2 separate regions of the Homo sapiens genome follow, and region 2 is linked to region 1. A link is a loop called in an ENCODE intact Hi-C map of the cell type or tissue named here. Cell type or tissue: PC-3. All regions are shown on one strand. Each heading gives the region's core, and the rest is flanking DNA. Links, peaks and the distances in the headings are about the cores only.

Evidence for each region. A loop is a pair of places that touch in the nucleus more often than their neighbours do. Peaks named below come from ENCODE experiments on the same cell type or tissue, not always from the same donor. Only the 100,000 strongest peaks of a DNase experiment are listed, where the experiment ranks them.
Region 2: it touches region 1 in a loop (7-fold over the local background); 2 of 110 quality-filtered maps call a loop at or near these places.

Annotation. Positions count from the first base shown.
Region 1 is chrX:41,573,973-41,586,177 of GRCh38, forward strand. It overlaps CASK (calcium/calmodulin dependent serine protein kinase), which reads right to left. Exons shown (of 27, transcript NM_001367721.1): 15 at 4,368-4,556. Among named protein-coding and RNA genes, the nearest start is that of CASK-AS1, 62 kb to the left of the region's middle. In PC-3, for the core only: no CTCF peak of the experiment used is centred there; no DNase peak of the experiment used is centred there.
Region 2 is chrX:41,650,077-41,662,281 of GRCh38, forward strand. CASK (calcium/calmodulin dependent serine protein kinase) reads right to left here. Exons shown (of 27, transcript NM_001367721.1): 8 at 10,363-10,485. It overlaps LOC124905180 (a long non-coding RNA gene), which reads left to right. Exons shown (of 3, transcript XR_007068219.1): 2 at 1-8,745; 3 at 10,198-10,595. Among named protein-coding and RNA genes, the nearest start is that of GPR34, 33 kb to the right of the region's middle. In PC-3, for the core only: no CTCF peak of the experiment used is centred there; a DNase peak (open chromatin) is centred at 5,745; H3K27ac peaks cover 1,379 bases.

The DNA.
Region 1 (12,205 bases), core at 2,410-10,409:
ACTGGTGGGAACAGGTAGTGCAGGCGCTGTTCCTTCCAATCCTTTTGGATGGTTTTTTTTTCCATCCAAAGTGGAGAGTGTTGGGGAGTTTCTCAGTGTTGGGGAATTTCCTATTAGACATGCACTGATCGATACTCTGCTGAATACTTGAGGGAGATCCTCTGCAGATCTGAGGTTCTGTCTGTGTGCAGCTCTCTCCTCTTCAGTACTCTGTCCTATGAACTCTAGTTGCTTTGGTCACCCCAGACTCTCAGCTCTGTCCCCTCAATTTAGGGAGTCTGCCTACTCTGCCTTAGTTCCCCTCCCTGTGCTGTGGCCTGGAAACTCTCTCAAGGCAGCATGGTGGGGCATTCATATGGGTCACCTTGTTTCCTGTCTCACAAGAGATCACTGTCCTTAGTTGCCTGATGTCTAATGTCTTGAAAACTGTTCTTTCATGATATTTTGTTTTTTATATGTTGGGTTGTTTCAAATGAGAGGATAAATCTGGTCCCAGTTACTCTATCTTGGACAGAAATGAAAGTTCTATAGTCACATTTAATGCCAGAATACTATTCTACAGAGTGGATTACTTTTTGTTTTCTGATTATCCACTATTAAAAAAAACAAGCATTCATAAACATATTTTTTGCACTAGATCTGGTTAATCCTAAGAATCACACAGGGAAATTTTAAATAATGCTGACTCTTAAACCCACTCTTTAGATTTAAGCTCAGGAGGCCTCGAATGGAGCCCGGAAATCTGTACTTTTTAACAGGCTCCCTTGCTGGAAAGTGGCCTTGAATTTGAGACAGTTAAGGGTAGGGACTGTGTCTTTTATTTTTCACTAGAGAATAACACTGTCAGAAAGCTTGATAAAAATATCTGAGACTTTATACTCTAAACTTAATTTGTACCACTCCACAAACTATAACTTTGCATTGTTCCTATTTTGCAGTTTTCAGAAGTGGTAGGTGAGCAATGTGAAAAACTGGTTTATCAAAATGTTTCCAGTCCTAAGATTCAATTGTAATATTCAAGTTTCATTTCCAACTTGTACATTCAATCAGCTTGTATGGTTACTAAGAAAAGTGTTCCTGGAAAAATGCTGTAAATTAGTGTGTAAGTCAAATCTAATTTCATAAGGGAAATGATAGTACAATACAGCTTCCACCCTTGAAACTAATAGATGTATGTATTCATTCAACTAACATTAACGTGAATTTACTATGAGGCAGGCACTCTGCTAGGTACAGTAGCAAATGAGACAAAAAGGGTCTCCCATGGCCAGGAGAAGTTCACCTCAAACCAACTGTAGTTAACATTTATTATTCTGTAGGTCCCAAACATTTCTCTGTAGAGAGGAACTGATTCACTTTCTCTCTGTTCCCAAGTTCACAAATTCTAGGGAAGGCATTGGCATAGCTTGGGTTAGGTGCCTACTCCTGAACCTACCAGCTTGAGGGGAGATATTAGGAAAGTTATACTCCTGGCCTTTCCCTGTTTATATAAGCCTTTCCTCTATTTTGTAAGCTAGTTCAAGCTTGATTTTTGTCACTTGCAACTATGGGAATTCCAATCAATAAAAAAAAAAATTATGAGTATGATGCTACAAATGGGAAAACAGAGGTGTGTAACAGGAGTATGTCACCCTTGAGGAATGGACACATTGCAGAGGGTCTGAAAAACAAAACAGATCATATAGGAATATCCTGCACAGTAACATAATGCTTTGAATAAGACAACTAAGAAAGCAAATAAAGTTGTATTAAATGCATTAGAGATTGACACTCTATTATTGAAAATATATATTTTATATTTCACATAAAATAATTCCTGTTTTCATGGAAACCCATCAAAAGGAGAAGAAATATACATCTTCACTAGGATCATCGAAGACAGAAAAGCTTTTGGAAGGAGACTTTTAGGGGAGACTCAAGACCATTTTACGCTTTCTGAAAAAGTAACTCAGGGATGTAGTTTTATGCTTTTATTCAGTCTATGTTTCTTTTTTCTTTTCTTTTCTTTTCTTTTTTTTTTGAAACGGAGTCTCACTCTGCTGCCCAGGCTGGAGTGCAGTGGCGCGATCTCGGCTCACTGCAACCTCCGCCTCCCGGGTTCAAGCGATTCTTCTGCCTCAGCCTCCTGAGTAGCTAGGATTACAGGCACCCACCACCACACCTGGCTAATTTTTGTATTTTTAGTAGAGATGGGGTTTCACCATATTGGCCACGCTGGTCTCGAACTCCTGACCTCGTGATCCACCCGCCTCGTCCTCCCAAAGTGCTGGGATTACAGGTGTGAGCCACTGCACCGGGCCAATTCAGTCTATGTTTCTATGTAGTGAGTCTTCACACAAACAATCAAGCAGCTGTCACTGGACTGCTTGAGAACTTAATGATCCCAAGACACTCTGAGGCCTCCTTCTTGTGGTCCCTTCTACCTTCTTGCCTGCTTTGCCTGGCTGAACATCACACCTTCCTGCCTCTCCAACACAGCTTTCTCTCCTCTCCAGCTCTGTCATAACTGGGCTTGTTAAGTAAACCGTGCTAAGCTACAAATTTACTTGTTTAATGTAGCCAGCCCTGTGGAACGTGAGCTCTAGTAAGGGGCAGTGTCTTATCTGACAATAGATCACTGGCATCTAATAAGAGTGATTTGCACTTAGTAGGGACTTCAAAAATATTTGGTGAATAAATGAATGAATATATAAAATGAATGAATGGAATATTAGACTTTCAGAGCTAGGTGGGATCTTGGGGATCATTCATTTAGTCAACTATGCTTTTAGAGATGAGCCAACTGAGGTCCACTGACATGAAGTGATTTGCCCAAGACACCCAAAACCTGCTGTAGCCTATGCTCTTAAGCCAAAGAGTTGCCTGGATAGTACCAGAAGGGGTGAGGTGATCTGCATGCCCCCCATGTGCTGCAAGATAATATTGTATAACTGGCAAAGATTACTAAATGAGGATTAGGACCAGAAATGTCTAAGCTGAGGGCTCTCCAAAAATCATGGTCATAGAGTCACTGCTATAACTTTTCCCTTAATCTAAAAGGCAACTTTCAGAAGTAGGTAATTTGTTTTTCTATATCCTAATATCCCTTTTCTATGTTCTGAGGAAAAAGATATGAATGCATAAATTTGAATTTTTTTCCTCTTCTAAAGATATGGTTTCTCCTCCAACTTGGAACTTATCCAATGTTCCCTGTCTCAACGTCCATTCAGTTTTAGAAGACTAAAGCTTAAGGGCTGTGCTTGATCTTTGCTTCTCCCTCAGTTCTACTGTCAATCCATTGTTAAGGCTTACTGATATTACCTACTCTTTCATTATTTCTTAAATGTGTTCACTTCTTTCCATCTTGACATCCATCCCTCAAGTTCAGAGTTCCATCATATCTGCCCTGCACTGCTGCAATAACAGCCTCTTAACTGGTTTCTGTACATCCACTCTTGACCCCTCTCATACATTCTCTAGAGTGATATTTCTAAAACAAAAATCTAATATTATCCCCCTGCTTGAAAGTCTTCAATAGCCTCCCATTGTTTTTAAGATAATGAACATAATCCTTAACATGTCTTCCAACACTTGTATGATTCTGTTCCAGCCACTCACCTTGCTGTCTGCAGTTCAGCCATGGTGCCTTCTTTCCATTGGGAAACTATGATAAGAGCCTTTTTACTACCAGGTTTACACATGTGCTATTTGGTTTGCTGAATAGTATTCCCCTGCTTCCCCTCACTCCCCTTGCTCTGTTCAGTTAACATCAAGGAGCCTTTCCTTGATCTTCTCAGTCTACGAGAATTCTATGAGAATGGAGGCAAGGTTCAGCATCAATTCTCTTCCAGCTCTACTCCCAAGCACTGAGTAAATTGATTCATATTAAGTAGGTAGCTGGGAGTGGAAGAAATTTATTTCAGCAGTGTTACTCAATTCTTTGAATGCCCCCTGAATTAATCTTCCTCTAATTTTGTTGAAGGCAAAAGATCTGAAAACTATAAGATTTATAAAAGGATGATTTTTACAATGTTACTAGACATTCACTTTCTCAATACCAATACCAATATTTCAAATTGTCCCTTTCTTTGCTGCCCCAGAGGTTTTTACACCCTGGAGGAATGTTACAGTATGTTCCCCTTTTTTTGGTTGAAGGGCAATTGTGAAAGGAGAGGTGAGAAAGAGAACCGGAATGCCTAAGACAGTTTCAGGCAGAACAATTCTAGAAAAGAAGGGCAGGGGGGAACTGAAGATCTGGAAACTGATTTCTTTAAAACTATCCATGTCTTCCTTCCCTCCCCAACTCCTAGTAGCATAGGTTGAAGTTAGTTGATATAACTCATGCTGGGATCTTATGAGAGTATTGAAAACTTTCTCTTCCTACTTACCATTGGTTCATCTGTGTTCTTTTGAAACTGTACCAGCCGAACTCTGGTCACATTCTCCATATCCATGTCTCCGTTAGCACTTTCTGGAGAATCGCCGTTTAAATAGGGAGAGGTGGGAGGAGGTGTGACCCTCAATGCTTCATCACTGTAAACTTCATGTGCCACTACGTCGTGAGTCTGAAGTAAGGCCTAGTGTTTTATGAAGAAAAAAATTATTAATAACATTACTATTTCAGCAGAAATTTATTTTATTTATTTATTTATTTTGAGACAGGGTCTCACTCTGTCACCCAGGGTGCAGTGCAGTGGTGAGATCTCAGCTCACTGCAGGCTTCATCTCCTGGGCTCAAGCGATCCTTCCTTTGCAGCCTTCTGTGTAGCTGGGACCACAGGTGCATGCCACCACACCTGGCTAATTTTTAAATGTTTTCTTTGTAGACATGGGGCTGACAAATTTATTCTATAAACATATCTCATTCTTTTCCTCTCAAAGGTATCATTCATCTAAAGAGAACATAAAGTGTGTAATATCGACATCCAACTATCTCAATTTTTTTGTGACAATCATGATAAATAGATTTTTTAAAACGTAAGTGAATAAATGAGTGAATCAATGAAGAGATGTGTTTGATGATTATCTGGGTCAGAGGTGTTATCAACTAACTTGTTCAAATGAAGGTAGACGGTACAATTTCAAGTAATTTAGCTAAAAGAATCATCTATAAATAGAGTTGGCAAATTTGTGCTGGGGCTTAGAATTGAAACAAATTTAAAAAGAAATAGTGCAATAATTGGAGTATTGAGCAAGTATCTTTCATCAATGGCATTTACAATGACGCTTTTATATAACCCAAAGGATGAAAATAATTTATAGCATATGATTTAGAAAAAGAAAAAAATACACACAGATGTACCTTAAAAACGTAATCTTCCAAAATATCACGTATGATATGGAACTCAAACTCTAAATATGTTAAATTTTTTTGTTCATTATATTTTTTGGAGCACTTGTTTAAATAAAAAATAAGTTGAGAATTATTATTATGACTTCTTTTTGCAAAGCCTATTAACAAAGAGAAAGTGATTTCTTTGAACTGACATCTCTATTTGTCAGCTTGGTGAACTTCAACAATAAAATGTCCCTTGTTTCCCTAAAAAAGAATGTCCTTCTACTCACCACACTTTTTGTGCCATCATAATAAACCCTTTCTATTAAGCATAAATATTTGAACATTTCTATTTCAAAGAGAATCTACAGCTATCAAAATGTCTGGAGCTTTATACAAAGATTATATTTTCTTATGTGCTAACTATAAATTTGGTTCTATTTTAATTTGGGATCTGTGCGGTAATATCTGCAGATAATGAAATGCAGTTAAAATTGCTTTAAAAATAATAACTCATAGCATCTGAAATTAAGTTATTTTATTAAAAGGCTTAAAAAAGTCATGACTTGGCTATTTAATTTTAAAGGCATGCATACGAGGCAAAAAAAAAAGGTAACAATCTGGTAAAATCATAAAGAAGATAATGCTGATTTGTTACCAGTAAAGAATATGCTTTGAGCATTATACACAGTTGAGTTTCTAATGGAAATGGCAGATATTTTCACAATCTCAGAAGGCTGGTCTAAACTGGGATTTGGGTGAGGAGCACCAAGGGGCACTAAGCAATATATAGCTTGAAAGTAGTGCTCCATGATGGCCCTGGGGACCTTGGCTTCCTCACCAGTGCCCTAACTGCACCTTGTACTGGTACTCCTGAGCCCAAGTATAGAGGCTGTCCTATGTGGGCAAATCCCTCTTTTTCTGATTTAATTGTGGTCACATAAGAAACCAAGATTTAGGGCAAAAAGCAAAAATCAGTAACATAAAAACTGGAACATTTCATTTGCTAAAATTATGTTCGTCATATCACTGCAGCCTTGACCTCTTGGGCTCAAGTGAACCTTCTACCTCAGCCTCCCAAGTAGCTGGGACCACAGGCATGTGCCACCACACCCAGATCATTCTTGTATTTTTTGTAGACACGGGGTTTCATCATGTTGCCCAGGCTGATCTTGAACTCCTGAGCTCATGCAATTCACTCACCCCGGCCTCCCAAAGTGCTGGGATTACAGGCCTCTACTCATTCTTTTAAATTATATAAGCAAACATTTGTATTTAATGCATTATTTACAAGGAAGGATTAAGCCCACAATCATAAAATAATACTCAAACTGGACTCTAAAAGAAAAATGCTTAAATGATGTCACCAAATAAGGTCATACTCGATATTAACCACAATTTGGCACTGTAAATGATTGCTACCACAAAACGAAACTTAACCTAAAGCTCTAATTCATATCCAAACAGAAAAAGGGGGCCACTTACAGACTATCTTTTTAAAAGCTTAAAAGAGTATATAAAATAAAAAATAGGGAAACCAAAATTTGAACATTTTTCTTCAAATATGTTAAGACGTATGAGTGAGCAGTTGTCACTAAGCTGAAATAGCTGTCAGTTTTAACTACGTAACAATCGTGTAATAGGAAAAAAACACTTTCACTTTTTGTACTATAGTAAGGATATGTATAAGACAACTAACAACATCAGACTAGAGTGGAAAAAATCTGACTATTTAATGTTTCATATTTTACAGCTGCAATAAGCAAAGGAAATATTCTTTTTAAAAAGTCAGCCTTTCAAATGGAATAACTAAAAAAGTAATCAGTGAGATAATATTCTTTTATGATGACCTCTAAAGATACAGATTTTAGGCCAGGTGTGGTAGCTCATGCTTGTAATCCCAGCACTTTGGGATGCCAAGGAAAGAGGACTGTTTGAGCTCAGGAGTTCAAGACCAGTCTGGGCAACAAAGTGAGACCCCCGTCTCTACAAAAAATAAAAAAAAGTAGACAGGCATGGTGGTGCATGCCTGTAGTCCCAGCTACTTGGGAGGCTGAGGCAGAAGGATTGCTTTGCCCAGGAGTTGAAGGCTACAGTGAGCTAAGAAGGTGTCACTGCACTCCTATCTAGGCAATAGAGCAAGACCCCGTCTCTTAAAAAAAAAAAACACAGAATTTTAAAGTCGTTTAAATTTACCCTTATTTCCTCTTCCTTTAGTTACTGTAAATATCTACAAGTATCTGGATTTTCAGTGTTGGGTAATTCAATGTTAAATCCTCATGTTATAATAATCAGAAAGCAAAGAAAAATTCGGATGACTGAGCAAATAAGTGTGAAATTATAAATATGCCAAGAATAACTCCCAAACCTTGGCATAATAAAAAAATTGTAAGTATTAACATATTTCCCCTTAGCTATTAATATTTCTTTAAAAATACCAAGATTTTGAAGCCATGATTTTAAAAACGCTTATAAGATAGAAAGCCCCAGCATTTAAAAGCTTATTTAATATAGTATATATATATATATATATCTCAGAATTATATTTCCCACATAAGATATTATCTACACAAAAGCTTATTTAGGAATGACCAATGAGCTCAACTTAAATTTATTAGAAATCTGATTAGCATTATAAATCAACTGACTTTTAGGAGCATAGGCTTTGGCGCTAGCAGGATCTGGCTTGAACCTCATTGAGGCCACTGATTGGTGAGTGACCTTAAGCAAGTCTCTTTACCTTGTTAGGGCACAATTTCCTCTCGGAATTGTGAAATGGGTTTAATTACACCAGCTTACATCCCAACCATCAGCAAGTCCTCTTGTATGTAACCATCTCCAACACAGAAACCCCATCTGCCCATGTTCTACCATCCTCACCTTTCTCCAAGCCTCTACAACCTCTCACAACAGCCTTCCAATTGGTCTCCCTAAACTCTTATCCCCCCTACAGTCCGTTCTCTACACATCAGCTCCAGCAAGGCACAGATTAGATATTTTCCTGCGTGCCATCACTTAGTGTCATCCTACTGCAATCAGGAGAAAACTGCAGACTCCTTACAATGGCCTGGAAGGCTTTTATTTATTTATATTTTTTATTTTATTTTTAGATGGAGTCTCGCTCTGTCTCCCAGGCTGGAGTGCAGTGGTGCGATCCCAACTCACTGCAACCTCTGCCTCCTGCGTTCAAGAGATTCTCCTGCCTCAGCCTCCTGAGTAGCTGGGACTACAGGCGCCCACCACCATGCCTGGCTAATTTTTGTGTTTTTAGTAGAGACAGGTTTCACCATGTTGGCCAGGCTGGTCTCGAACTCCTGACCTCGTGATCCGTCCACCTTGGCCTCCCAGAATGCTGGGATTACAGGCGTGAGCCACCATGCCTGGCCTTATTTTATATATTAAAAAAATAAATAAATTGGTCTGGCCTCTGCTGACCTCTCTTGGTACAGGAAGTACCACTCTCTCCCTTGTTAACTGTATCTCAGCCACAAAGGACTTCTGCTCCTTGAATCTACAAAGCTCTTTCCTGTCTCTGGGCCTTTGCATTTGCTCTTCCTCAAAGGAGTCTCAGCCCAAATGTCTACTCCTCAGAGGGGCTTTCCCCTATCTAAAGCAGCTCCCACTTTACTATAATCTCTGCACCATTATCCTTTCATTTCTTCATAGTTATTATTGCCATATGAAATTATCTTGTTAGCTTACTTGCTCATTGTCTACCTCTACCTCTCCTACCTGTCCTCCCACCCCACCTCCACTAGAGTGGAAGTTCCATGAGGGCAGGGATCTTGTTTGTCTTATTCATTACTAGGTCCTTAGTGCCTGGCATAGTGTGCCTGGCATACAGTAGGCATTTACTTATTTGATAAATGAATGAAAATGTCTTTTAAGCACCTAGCTAGGTATTCAATAAATTATAAAAATTACTTATTATTTCTGAAAATGTTTACTAATAGCAATGCACATATTAACTTCTCTCTGACTTCAGAAAAGCAAAACATATCGAGACTTAGAAGACAGATAAGCTGTCATACAATGGGCTATATGAGCCGTAATGATTTTGATGAAAAAAAAGGCTCCTATTTGGGTATATGTTAATTTATTTAGCTTACTTCAAATCTGAAAGATCTATTGGTCTCATACGGCCCTATATCATTCTCTGAATTGAGCTGAGTTTACTTAGCAATTTATAGAAAGACATGTCTGTCCAAATTCATTTTTTATTTTTTTTTTGAGACAGAGTCTCACTCTCACCCAGGCTGGAGTGCAGAGGCGTGATCTCGCCTCACTGAAACCTCTGTCTCCTGGGTTCAGGTGATTCTTGTGCCTCAGCCTCTCAAGTAGCTGGGACTACAGGTGTGTGCTACCACGCCAGGCTATTTTTTTTTTTTTTTTGTATTTTTAGTAGAGATGGGGTTTCACCATGTTGGCCAGGCTGGTCTTGAACTCCTGACCTCAAATGACTCTCATTCCTCAGCCTCCCAAAGTGCTGGGATTATAAGCGTGAGCCACAGTTCCTGGCATTTTTTACTTTTTGAGACAGGGTCTCGCTCTGTTGCCCAGGCTGAAGTGCAGTGGTGCCATCATGGCTCACTTCAGCCTTGACCTCCCAGGCTCATGTGATCCTCCCACCTCAGCCTCCTAAGTAGCTGGGACTACAGGCATGTGCCACCATGTCTGGCTAGTTTATTTTTAATTTTTTGTAGAGATGGGGTCTCCCAATGTTGCTGGTCTTTGACTCCTGGGTTCAAGCAATCCTCCTGCCTTGGCCTTCCAAAATGCTGGGATTACAGGCGTGAGCCACTGTGCCTGGTCCAAAATTTATTATATATCTGTTTCTAGCTATGGAACACTGCACAGAGCAGTCAGCCAAGGAGAGCCTAACCTATCTGCAAACGGGCAGGTTCCTAATCTATTCAATGTTTTACTGATAACTTACTATGTGCCCTATACATGATAGATACTATGGAGCAACTAATAATAGGTATCAGATAACATCTATTAGGCACTAAGCATATGTCAAGCATTGTGCTACGCACAGTAGATATATCAGCTACTTAATTCTTATTCTGACTCCACGAGGTTGACTCAGAGTCAGAGTTCATAAAGTTACGGTGGCAAGGATGGAGTTCAACCCCAGGTCATCTGAATTCACATCTTTAACCACTTTTATAATATAGAACAGTGGTCCCCAACCTTTTTGGCACCAGGGACCCATTTTGTGGAAGACAATTTTTCCACGGATGGCAGGGTGGGTGGGGGTGGGGGATAGAGGTCGGGGAATAGTTTTGGGATGAAACCGTTCCACCTCAGATTATCAGGCATTAGATTCTCATAAGGAGTATGCAACCTAGATCCCTCGCATGCGCAGTTCACAATAGGGTTCCCACTCCTATGAGGACCTAATGCCTAGGCTGATCTGACAGGAGGGGGACACAGGTGGTAATGCTGGCTGGCCTGCTGCTCACCTCCTGTTGTGTGGCCTGGTTCCTAACAGGCCACGGATGGGTACTGGTCAGTGGCCCAGGGGTTGGAGACCCCTGCTATAGAAGACATGCTGTCTAAAAGGGAATGAATTATAATCTGGGGAAACACAGCACATATGCATGAAACAGTGAACAAGGTAATATTAACGGTAATTTAACTGCAGATATTTGTGATTCATCACATTTGAGGATTATTAATAAAGCATATAGTTTCTTTATTCTCCTGCTCTGTGAAATAGAGATAATCACAATGACTAAATGAGATAAGCTCAATGAGAACAACAAAACTGGGCTGGGATATGGAAGGACAAAGAAAAATTGCCCTGGCTCATTCACTGGGAAGAGACCTGCTCTGGCAGGCCAGCAAGCATTAGAATGTTATGCAGGTGAATACAAACAAGTGGAAAAGAGTTAGAGAAGAGAAAGTTCAAGAGAAGGGTAGAGAGGTTACAAGATACCTTGATAAAAGAGGTGAGATTTGAACGAAGTTCTGTGTTTATACACCTAGGTTGTAAAAATGCACTCATCTACAGGCATTAGAACCTGTATCCTAATTGTATTTCACTGGACAGTGCTGTTACCATAGAATAAAGTCAAATACTCTCAAGGATTATACTTGAATTCAGCCTTTAATGCTTGGGTGGGAGAGTTAGGAAGGATGAATATGGTAATTGCTTCTTTCCAGGTAGTTACTTTTAGGAAAAAAACTTTATTTCAATAACTTGGTTAAAAGTTTAGAAACACTATCATAAAGGGCCAGGCACGGTGGCTTACGCCTGTAATCCCAGCACTTTGGGAGGCTGAGGCGGGCAGATCACGAGGTCAGGAGATCAAGACTATCCTGGTTAACACAGTGAAACCCCGTCTCTACTAAAAATACAAAAAAATTAGCCAGGCGTGGTGGCGGGCACCTGTAGTCCTAGCTGCTCAGGAGGCTGAGGCAGGAGAATGGCGTGAGCCCGGGAGGCTGAGCTTGCAGTGAGCCGAGATTGCGCCACTGCACTCCAGCCTGGGCGACAGTGCGAAACTCCGTCTCAAAAAAAAAAAAAAAAGAAAAAGAAAAAAAGAAACACTATCATAAAACAGCATATATATAATAACTCACAGGTAATTGCTTTGATACACATATTATACTGTTACTATTATTTTAAAAGTGTCACCTGTGGCCAGGCATGGTGGCTCATGCCTGTAATCCCAGCACTTTGAGAGGCTGAGGCAGGAGGTAAGGTCAGGAGTTCTAGACCAGCCTGGCCAACATAGTGAAACCTCGTCTCTACTAAAAATACAAAAATTATCCAGGTGTCGTGGTGCACGCCTGCAATCCCAGCTACTCGGGAGGCTTAGGCAGGAGAATTGCTTGAACCTGGAAGGCGGAGATTGCAGTGAGCTGAGATCGCGCCACTGCACTCCACCCTGGGTGACAGGGTGAGACTCCATCTCAAAAGTAAATAAATAAATAAAAATTCAA
Region 2 (12,205 bases), core at 1,634-9,633, 75 kb after region 1:
TGCTTTTTTTTTGTTTTCCATTTGCTTGGTAGATCTTCCTCCATCCCTTTATTTTGAGCCTATGTGTGTCTCTGCATGTGAGATGTGTCTCCTGAATACAGCACACTGATGGGTCTTGACTCTTTATCCAATTTGCCAGTCTGTGTTTTTTAATTGGAGCATTTAGCCCATTTACATTTAAGGTTAATATTGTTATGTGTGAATTTGATCCTGTCATTATGATGTTAGCTGGTTATTTTGCTCGTTAGTTGATGCAGTTTCTTCCTAGCATCGATGGTCTTTACAATTTGGCATGTTTTGCAGTGGCTGTGAACTTTAAAAAATTATATAGCTGGGACTATAGGTGCATGGCATCATGCCTGGTTTTTGTGGTTTTTTTTTGTTTTTTTTTGTTTTTGACACAAAGCAATGGTATTATGACTTTGGGTAGCCTTCATTACAAAGTTTTTCTTCATCTTATTTGTTTTTTTTTTTCTTTTTGTGGAGACAGGGTTTTGCTCTGTCTCCCAGGTTGGAGTACAGTGGCATGGTCGTAGCTCACTGCAGCCTTTCACTCCTGGGCTCAAGTAATCCTCCCACCTTACTCTAATTACTTAGAGTAATTACTCAGTAATTACTTACTCAGCCTCTCAAGTAGCTGAGACAACTATAGGCTCAAGCCACTGCAACCAGTATCATTTTATTTCTTCAATTTGCAAGGTATCCAGGTGTTTTTCATATTTAAATTTCAACCATTCTAAAAAAATACCTCTTACATCCACAGTAATGATTTATAAATACACATGGACAAATACTGAAATATAACATAAGCCTGCTCTTACCAGCTGGATAACATTCTAATTGAGTTTTTCCATCTTCAGATGACATAAGTAGTGAAGTTAAACTGTTGTTTAGACATGGCATGCGATACTCAGCTCAAAGAGCCGTCTTAAACTTTTTCATTTAAGTTACTGACATTTTTTGTCTTTCTTGTGCTAGAAATTTATTATGTATTAAGCTCAAATTACTTAGAACGAGAACTATAATCATTGGCAGGAACAAAGGTTTCCAAAAATAAATATGCTATTAGCCAAGATAAGCTTTGAAAGCACTGTAAGTAGGTATGGTATAATGTTAAACCACCTTCTAAGAGATTTGAAAAATGACTAAAATGCCTGCCATTTTCATTGTTATTTGGCATTTAAACCAGCTTTGAATGAACAAAAGATCCCCGTTATGGAGAAAGTGAGAAAAGTAAAGGAGAAATAGGAATTACCTCTAAAGTGTTCATTATATATCTGGGAGGGCAAAACAAACAAATAAAAAACAAAACAAAACAAAGAAAGTATCTAAAAATTGTTCACTACTCTTTTCTAGGGGAAATCAGGAATAACTAGCACTGAGTATCAGAGAGGTGAATGCATATTTTTGAAGTAGCAGTCCTCCCACCTCAGGCTCCTGAGTCACTGGGACTGCAGGTGCGCACCACCACGCTTGGCTAATTTTTTAATTTTTATTTTTGTAGAGACGGGATTTCCCTATGTTGCCCAGGCTGAGAAGTAATATTCTTAAGGAGAATCAAGATCCACTGAAATCTCAAAATTGTCCTGTAATACTATTCCATGTCATCACCTTAAGATACATTATTAATCTACTTTTAAAATATTTTATTGTTTTGCATAATCTGAGGAAGTAGCATGGTATAATACAACGAACATTCATTCATTGATTAAATCATTAATATTCATTGAGCACCTACTGCATGCCAGATACATTCTAGGTGCTAGACAGAAGTGAACCAAGAGCCAAAAATCCCTAGACTTATGCAGCTTATATTTTATGACCTAGACAGACAATAAACATATAAGTAACATATAGGTATGTCTTAGGGTGACAGATGCTATGGAGAAAGATAAGGGAGGGGAAGGGGGATAGGGAATACTGGTGGCATTCCTTCCCCCACATTTTAAATAGGGTGGTCAGGGAAGGTCTTACTAAGAAGCTGATACCTAAGCAAAGACCTGAAGATGGTGAGGGAACAAGCCATGATATCTGAGGGAAGAGTATTCTAGGGAAGGGTCATATAAAGGTGCTGAGGTGAAATGTGCCTGCAGTCTGAAGAACAGCAAGGAGGCTGATATGATGGGAATGGAGTAAGCAGGGAGAGTAGGAAGGGGTGACATGAGTCAAGTGTCAGGGAGCCAAACTGTATACAGAATTAAGAAAGAATACCTAGGGGGAGAGGCCTGGATTCAGGAGTCATTGTTGTACAGATAGCATTTAAAGCCATCAAAACTAGATGAGCTCTCCAAGGGCCGGAGTGTAGATGGACGTGATATTTTGAAATATATATTTGGTCTACAGCTCCGTTTCCTGGAATACAATTCCTAAAATCCTTAGAATGGCGTAAGGGCTATCTTTGTATGCCAATGACTGACTGATGGCTGGCAGCCCCTAGGCAGTTGCAGGATGAGGGGTGGTCACAGGAAAGACCAAGGAGGGATGAGAGGGTTGGGACTTTTGGCCCCACCCCCAACCTCCAGGGAGGGGAGAGGGGCTGAAGGTTGAGTTGACCTCCAATGGTCAATGGTAATGAAGCCTCCATAGAAACCCAAAAGGACAGGGTTCAGGGAGTTTCCGGATAGCTGCACACATGGAGGTTCCTGGAGGGTGGTGCATCCACAGAGGGCATGGAAGCTTCCCACTTCACCCCTATACCTCCATCAATGCATCTCTTCATCTGTATCCTTTGTAATTTTCTTTATAACACAATGGTAAAAGTGTTTCCCTGACTTCTGTGAGCTGATCTAACAAATTAATGGAACCCAAAGAGCAGGTGTAGGATCTCTGATTTGTAGCCAGTCAGTCTGACATTCTGGAGGCCTGGACTTGTGACTGGTGTCTGAAAGGGTGGGAAGGGGAGGCCTTGGGGACCAAGCCCTCAAACTGTGGGATGTGATACTATAGTGTCAGAATTGAATTAGAGAATACCCAGCAGCAGGGCTGATTACTTGCTTCTTAATGGGGAGAAATCCCCACACATTTGGTGAAAGAAGTCTTGTGTGTTGATTGTTGTTGTTGTGTGGTGCGAGAGCAGAGGAAAACAGTTCTGAGTTTTTCCACCTTCAGTTAGTGTCAGTGAAGTAGGGTTTGCTAGAACGGCCCTGGCTCACAGAAATATGTGGTTTGGGAAGAGAAAGAATGAAAGGGTGGGAGATGAGGAACCTTTGATTCCTGGTTCATTATCGTGGTCTTCCATGGTTTGGAGCTGCAACTGTGTCGCAATCAATTGCTAAAGGTAAAAGTTACCAGTGGAATTTAGAGATGGATCCAACTCAGGGAGTTGGTTCACTGGATGCATAAGGATATGCAAACTAGTAAGAAAAAGATGAAATATTCACTCCCTTGGTGGTGGTTGTCTGTAATAGCTGAACAGAAATGAAACAAATGCTGGATGAGGCCTTGATGCTAGACCAAGCTCAGATTTCAGTCTATCTGAGCCCAGGCCACTAGCCTTCAAGCTGACCCCCAAAGGAAAAATTATACAGGGATGACAGTACCTCTACGACCTGTGGTTACCACGAAGGTAGTTGATGTGAGGGAAGGGCAAAACCAAGAAACTACTGAAACCAGAGGGTACAGTGTGAAGAAATTGTCTCATTTCATAGATTGGTATCATCAGTTTACTGAAAATCCTTTACTAAAATGGATTGTGAGAATAACTAATTTAGGGCACTTTCTTTGGTTTTAAATGCTGCAGAGTGGACAGGCATGTTTGGGTTGATGCAGGACCCACAGCTCACTACTGAACAATCAACAATGGGTATAATGTGATCCAGACACACAGGGAGTTATTCCTGAGGGAACAGTCAGCCTAGTGAATGGAATAAAAGCCACTGTAAGGTCTGTACACCCTGAGAAGGTAGAGACTGTCCAACTCTACCTATCAATGCCAAGTGGAGTACCCCAGGTGAAGCGGCTCATTTGGTTCCTATGCAGGCCATGTGGGACTGGCTTTATGATGACTGAGATATTCACTCACTGAATACATCCATTACTCTGGCTGTAGTAAATGCTATGGCTGAGGGAGCCTCTTTTGTATGGGCACCAATGAAAACATGAGCGTAATTAACAAAAGACTGGGGAAAGGCAGAGAGGAGAGTCACAGGACTCATCCCAGGAAGGTGGAAAGTTTAAATGGTTATTAATAAATAAGGTGAATGAAGAAAACAGTGATGGGGTGAAACTAAGAGAAAAAAGAAAGAGGAGAATCATGGGACTCATCCCAGCAGGGTGGAATCTTTAGAGGGCTAATAAGAAATGGGAAGAATAGGGCCGGATGCTGTGGCTCACATCTGTAATCCCAGCACTTTGGGAGGCCGAGGCGGGTGGATCACCTGAGCTCAGGAGTTTGAGAGCATCCTGGCAAACATGGTGAAACCCCCTCTCTAATAAAAATACAAAAAAATTAGCCAGGCATGGTGGCGGGCACCTGTAATCGCAGCTACTCGGGAAGCTGAGGCAGGAGAATGGCTTGAACCTGGGAGGCGGAGGTTGCAGTGAGCTGAGATTGCGCCACTGCACTCCAGCCTGGGTGACAGGGCAAGACTCTGTCTCAAAAAAATAAAAAAGAAATAAAAAGAAATGAGATGAATAAAGTGGAAATCGATGGGGTTAAAACAAAGATCTCAATATAATACTATCAAAGGTTGGTAGGGAGCTTCTGCTGTTCTCCCAATGTTAAGGGATTCCAAACAGGTTTGCTGTATTCACCCCAGTTTGGAGAAATTGAAAAAGTCAGAAGGCAGAGATTACAGTGAGAAAGCTGACCAACAGTTACTTGGGGTAATGTTGAGGCAGGTTAATCAATACAAAGACTGACAAAAGGGGCAAGGTCCCTTGGCTCAACCTGCTGTTGGGGACTCAACATTTTTTTTTTTTTTTTTTAAACAAGAAAGGGTAAAAGTGAGGGTTGATAGGAGTATGAGATTTGGAATGTTTAAACAGGATATACATAAATAAGTTATGTCTCCTTTACCTAAATGTTTTATGGAACTGGATAATTATGACTGGGTGGAGAACACTTCCCCTACCCAGTATTGTAAAACAGAAGAAATGTAAATCTGCACTTCGAGAAATATTAATTGGACACGCTAACTAGGCACCAGTAAGATTGCTTGAGCTCACACAGTGTGGAGTTGAGAAGCTGGAGTGCTGGTAGGGACAAATTCTCCATCTGCTCGCCCTTTGCAGGATGTTTACTGGGGCTTATGGCCAAAGTCTGTGAGCATCTCCCAGTGACAACCACTAGGACTTTGCACTAGAGAATTTCCATCTCGGTGCATTTACTACCTTGCTATGGGACATTAACTGAAACTATCCCTAATGACTGAAGGACATAAAATGATCTTGACACCTGAAATACCCATGCTTTCTCACATGATGTCAGAGAAACATTCAAATGGGGATGGCAGCGCCCAGAATAGTTCCATAATAAAATGGAAATGGTTTATGCAGGAACATCCTCTCCGGGAAGTGCAAGGAGGAAACATCCTCAAGCAGGGAGCCTCTTTTCCCCTAGGACTGACTCTGGAACTGTGTGAGGAACTGTGGGATTCTACTGACACTTGGACAGGGCCCCGTGAACAGCTCTCAACTGACCAACGAAGAGCTGCTTGGTGTGTGGATGACAGTTCCAAGGTGAATCGACAGCATCCTGTTTGGAAGGATGCCACTCTTGATCAAAGAAGGTAAGATCACATTAGCTTGGCAGTTGAATTGCATTCTGAAGAAATGAACAATAACAAAAGCTCCCGTGTTTGGTTTTTTACTGACTCATGGACAGTCACCAGTGGCCTGGTCACATGGTCAGGCAGAAGGGCAGTGGAAACCTGGCCTATTTATTAAAGGGATGCCCATATGGAGAATGGCCCTATGGAAATTTGAGGGGTGCAATAAGTAGAATATGTTGATGCCCATCATAAGAGCCTCTTTCTGGGTTTGGAAAATGATTGACATTGACAAGCAGAGAACCCTGTGTGCTCCCTCGAGGTGGCCACCTGGGTCCATCAAATGAGTGGATAAACGGGTACTGCAACAGTGCAGAGATGGGCTGCATCTAGACAGGTTTCTTTTGTATCATTTCAGGCACAAAATGCCAATAAGAACTGTTCTGTCTGCCAGCAAAAGAGACAGACACTGCCCATGGCTGTGGGGCAGATTTCCCTGGTGGGAAAGCCCTGAACAAGCTGGCAAGTGAGGCTGATGCTGGTAACCCTGGGAGGCCACAGATGGGTTTTGACAGGAGTAGACACTGATTCTGGACTGGGCTTTGCTTGCCCGGTGGAAGATGTGAATGATGAGAATACCATAAAAAAGCCAGAACAGAAGATATTGCACATATTTGGAGAGCTGAACACCATTTCTTTAGGCCAAAGAACACACGGTACAGCCCATAATGTTCCAGCAGTGGGCAGAGATATTCTTCTCAGAGTAATAGTTTGATAGAGACTAAAATGGGCAATGAAAACATTGGTTGTCTAAAACAGGGGGAGATGAAAGCAGGAAGGGCTGGCTTACTTGCCTTTACCAGTGTGTACTCACACTCAACATGAGTGGGGCTAAAGGAGTGTCCCCACTAGATATTCTTTCGTTTTTCTGATTGATCTGGGGAAGGGGGGTGGTAGAGGATGCTGTTATGACTATGCAATTCTTGACAAGAGGGGAGTATGCTGATATAATGACTATACTTTTTTCTTTCCTTCTTTCCCATATCATCTAAACTCCCCCTGCCCCTCCCTATGCAGTGGTTCTAGGACCAGAGCCATAACTACCAGTGTTAGAACCAGGGATGATTCCTAAACAAGAAATTGTAACTATGTTTTTAAACCTTGTGTCAGAATTCCTAAGGACCTGATGGGGGTGGGTTGTGCAAAACGGGTTAATTGTGAATGCAGCTATATTGCCTGGTGGTAAAAACGGTCCACTAAATTGGCACCTATGTAACCTTAGTCTCCCTGCATGGGAGTGGACTGAGGAGGAGGTAATTACTAGACTAATATTGCTGTCTGCCATCTAGACCAGCACGATGTTGATTCTAATGTTTCTTCCAAAGGTTATTAATAAAGTGAGGAAAAAATTAACAGCTGAGAGTAAAGGAATAAATAAATGTGTTATGAATTCAGGGAAATCCATTATCACATTACATTAACACCTTGAAAGAGACTCAGAGCAAGAAAGGATACTGTTTCTTAGCTCAATTATATCAGGTGTCTGAAACGGTGAAACCAAGACCATTCCTGCTTTTAGAACCTGGCAAGATCAATGGAAAGCCTGCAAACCTGAGTGGCCTCATGCTGGGAGACCTATTCATACATTATGATGATGGACTGAACTAATTATCAATGCCTGAATGAGATTCTAGTAATGTGGCAGTGTCTTTTGAATTATATATTCTTTTATATTTCTTTTTTTTTTGTTTGTTTGAGACAGAGTTTCGCTCTTGTAGCCCAGGCTGGAGTGCTATGGCGTGATCTTGGCTCACTGCAACCTCTGCCTCCTGGGTTCAAGCGATTCTCCTGCCTCAGCCTCCCAAGTAGCTGGGATTACAGGCACCTGCCACCACACCCAGCTAATTTTTATATTTTTAGTAGAGATGGGGTTTCACCACATTGGCCTATATTTTTTTAATGTAAGGAATCCAGGTTTGAAGACCAGAGGTATACTGTGAAATATATATTTGGTCCTCTAGCTCATTTCCTGGCATACAACTCCTAAAATCCTTAGAAACGCCAAAGATGTCTGATGGCTGGCAGCCTCTAGGCAGCTTCAGGATGGGGTCACAAAGACCCAGGCAGGATTAGAGGGTTGGGACTTTCAGCCCCACCCCTCAATCTCTGGGTAGGGGAGAGGTACCAAAGGTTAAGTTGATCACCAATGGCCGATGGTTTAATCAATCATGCCTATAGTAATAAGGCCTCCATAAAACCCCAAAAGGACAGGATTTGGGGAGCTTTTGAATAGCTGTACACATGGAGGTTCCTGGAAGGTGTTGTGCCTGGGGAGGGTATGGAAGCTCTGCTCCCCTCCTCTCCTGTAACTTGTCCTGTGCATCTCTTTATCTATATTCTTTGTAATATCTCTTGTAACAAACCGGTAAACATAAGTAAATGTTTCCCTGAATTCTGTGAGCTGCTGTAGCAAATTAACCAACCCCAAAGAGGAAGAGGCTGTGGTGTCCCCAATTTGTAGTTGGTTGGCAGAAGTTTCAGCGGCCTGGACTTATGACTGGTGTCTGAAGAGGTGAGGGTTGTGGGACTGAGCCCTCAATCTGTGGGATCTGATGCTATCTCCAGGTAGATAGTGTTTGAATTTAGTTGGGAGGACACCCAGCTGCAGTCTGCTGCAGAGTTGATTGCTTGCTTGTTGGTGGGAAGAAATCTCCACACTTCTGGTCACAGAAGTCTTCTGTATTGATTGTTGCTGTGTGGTGTGAGAGCAGTTTGAGTTTTTTCAGCTTCAACAGAGAAAAAGAGGAGGAGCAAGGATGGAGGCCTATGGCATTCCAGTGTGAAGAGGTGGGAGAGGGGAGATGAGGAAGAATCAGTAGGATCTGAGAAGGAGCAGCCAGGAGGTAGAAGGACAACCAAGAGAGCAGGTGTTCCAGAAGCCCAGAGAAGACAGTGTTTCAGAAGGATGGATGTCAAATGTTGCTGACAGGCCAAGAAGAAGCCCTGGGATTTGAACACTGGACTTAGCAACATGAAGGTCAGTAGTGACTTGACCAGAGCTGTTTTAGTGGAATAAATAAGATTGTGATATTGACTAGACTGGGTTCATGGGAAAGGAATGGGAAACTGGACAATGTGAGTAGTCTATACAACTCTTTTCAGGAGTTGCTGTCAAGGGAAGCAAAGAATAGGGGCAAAACCTGGAGGGGGTTGTAGGGTCAGGAGAAGGTATTATGTCTATATAAGAGTGTGCATAATACAAATAACCTATAGCATGTTAGATCCAACAGAGAGAGAACTCTGATGATGCAGGAAGGGAGGAAGTTGTTGGGTCAATGTGGTCAAATAAAAAGGGATAGGATCTAGTGCAAAATCAAAGGGTAGTGGTAGGCTGAATTAGAATCCTGGTTTCACCACTGACAACTTCTGTGACTTGGTGCAAATTCTTTTTTTTTTTTTGGGAGACGGAGACTCGCTCTGTCACCCAGGCTGGAGTATAGTGACACGATCTTGGCTCACTGCAACCTCTGCCTCCCGGGTTCAAGCTATTCTCCTGCTTCAGCCTCCTCAGTAGCTGGGGCTACAGGCGCCCGCCACCACGCTAGGCTAATTTTTGTACTTTTAGTAGAGATGGGGTTTCATCATATTGGCCAGGCTGGTCTCAAACTCCTGACCTTGTGATCCACCCACCTTGGCCTCCCAAAGTGCTGAGATTACAGGCATGAGCCACCGCACCCGGCCAACTTGGCGCAAATTCTTAACCTCTCCAAGCGTTAGTCTTTCTAACATCTAAAATGAAAATTGCCTGGAATTATTGGGCTGTATAATGTTTTAATCAAAAAGTACTGTTTCACTGCTGTCCCAAGTTATAATTTTCCTTAATACTCACTGGCAAGATGGGATATAAAATGAACTTTTAAAATCTGCCTTTTGGCTGGGCGCAGTGGCTCATGCCTGTAATCCCAGCACTTTGGGAAGCTGAGGCGGGCAGATCGCTCGAGTCCAGGAGTTTGAGACAAGCCTGGGCGACATGGTGAAACCCCCATCTCTACAAAAAATACAAAAATTAGCCAGGTGTGGTACTGCATGCCTGTGCTCCCAGCTACTGGGGAGGTTAAAGTGGGAGGATCGATTGAGCCCAGGAGCAGAGGTTGCAGTGAGTAGAGATGGTGCCACTGTACTCCAGCCTGGGCAATGTTGTCAGACCTTGTCTAAAAAAAAAAAAAAAAACCTGCCGTTTTCCTAAGACAGAAAATTTATACCTAGTATCTACTGAAAAATAGTTAATGCTATAAAGCACACAGTCACACCCAAAATAAAGATAGTTAATTTATTATAACATGGTATTACTTCAGTTGTTGATGTTGCATATCTTTGGAACACATGTTGGCAGAGAAAAAAGAGGCCTTCCCCTGATATATTCTGTCTTAATCCTGTTTTTTACCCTCTGATAGCTGCATGACACTCAAATGGTATGTCTTCTATTCAGATGTTCACAGATGATGTGCAGGAACAGCAAACAAGATGAAAAAAACTAATGAAAACTGCTCAGAAAAAAGAAAAGGTAAAAAGGACCATCTCATAGAGCAACGCATTCCTGTCACTGGAAGTGTTCAGACAAAGTGTAGAAGGTGACCTGTGAATGCTCATGTACCTTAAGCCATGGGTGATTCAGTGCTTCATAAACAGTGATCCTTTCAGCTGGATCCAGCATCAGCATGCGACGTACTAGGTCTTTGGCACTTTCAGAGATATGGCTCCACTGCCTTGGATTCATCTGAGGAGGAGGAAAGGAAAACTACATAGTTACCTTAAATGAGACATTAACATTCACTATTATTTAATATTCCTATATTGCTTCAATGTGAATAAAATTCTGAGAGCAAAGAACAGAAATTTGATTCTAAAGGCTTGCATTCTAAGAAAAGGACAAATGCAATTCTTCTGTTGTTCTTTACTACATAAGAATTTGTGTTAGTAAATATTCCATACCCATATTCTTGTTATGTAAGTGATAATATTTTCAATAATTGAAGACTAGAATGTTCATTATTCCAGTTTCTATCTTTAGATCCTTAGCTAGGGAGACTAGAATACATCGATCCAGAAAGAACTAAAATAAAACTTAAAATTTTTAAAGAAATATTTTTAAGATATGTTTTAAAAAATCGAGGTTAGCAATAATTGTGAACTGTGCAAAGTTTTTAATAGGATATTTTGGTCACTGCATATCAACTTCGGTGTTTAGGAAAAAGTATTCTACTACCGTAGGTCCCACAGAATAACAGATTTGCTTGAATACTGTCCTCAGTGAAGTTACTTTTGTCTCTTTTAGAGATGAGACAACTAAGCCACATGGTATATTGATTAAAATCAAACAAAAATAATTATGAATTGTTCAAAAGACACAGGACTTATGAGAAAGGCTGTGGATCTGTGAGCCAAGTGCTAGAAGGCTCCTGGGAAAAGGGATATGTCTGAGACCCAGAATCATTTAAAAAAAAATCAGAGTGGTTAGGGCATGGGGTTGGGAAGGCAAGTGGGGAAAGGAGACAGAGACAGAGTAGGGTCTCATTCCTTGTTCAATATCAACAGGTTTACTGATGGGGTGAGTTTATGTGAGCTACCCAGTGCCAGGACCTTCAAGCAAAGCCATGGCTTTAACAGGCAGAGACCTACATCACCTTCTAAGGAAGAAAGATGAAGAATAAACTCCACAACATTTTAAAGCCAAATGAAACTGCAGTACTTGCACTGCAGTATAAATGAATCATCACAATTTGAGCAAGGGCTAGCATTAGCTCTGACTAATGTGAGACTTTGTACTTGAAGATGGGGAGTGAAAAGTGTCTTTATGTTGGGGATAGCCCTTAAAATTGAAGTGTGCTTCATTTTTCCCCCCAACAGGCAGAATTTCAAATAGTAGCCACTTCTGCTTGTCAAATCCCATTAAGACTAATGCCATAAGGCTGTTTAATTATCATTATCCAGCCGGGCACAGTGGCTCATGCCTGTAATCCCACACTTTGGGAGGGATGAAATCCCACACTTTTCATCCTAGTGAAATTGTGGTCAACTGACCAGTTTGAAATGAGGTAAGTGATTAGACAGGGCTTGGGTAGACTTGTTTCCTCTCCCTATCCTGGAGCGAATGTGCTCTTTAAAGTCTGAATAATTTTTCCTTGACAAAGTGGTTGAGAAATCATCTGAAAGGGGTGGTAAGATTTCTGAAATGAGTAGAGGTTTAGAAGGATACTCCCTTGTCCTTTTTACAAGACAGTCCAACACAGGATTTTCTATTCCTTCAGCTGAGAAGAGTAGCTAAAACAAATTGGGGAGATTGAATCTATACGGGGGAACAAAATAAGGCTATAAAACAATCTTACTTATTTGAATACCAAACCCATAGCAGCTTAGAATCTTGCTGTGTATATACTAACTGGTTATCTGTAATAATGATATGACATTACACTTCTTATATATGGTTTGGGAAATAT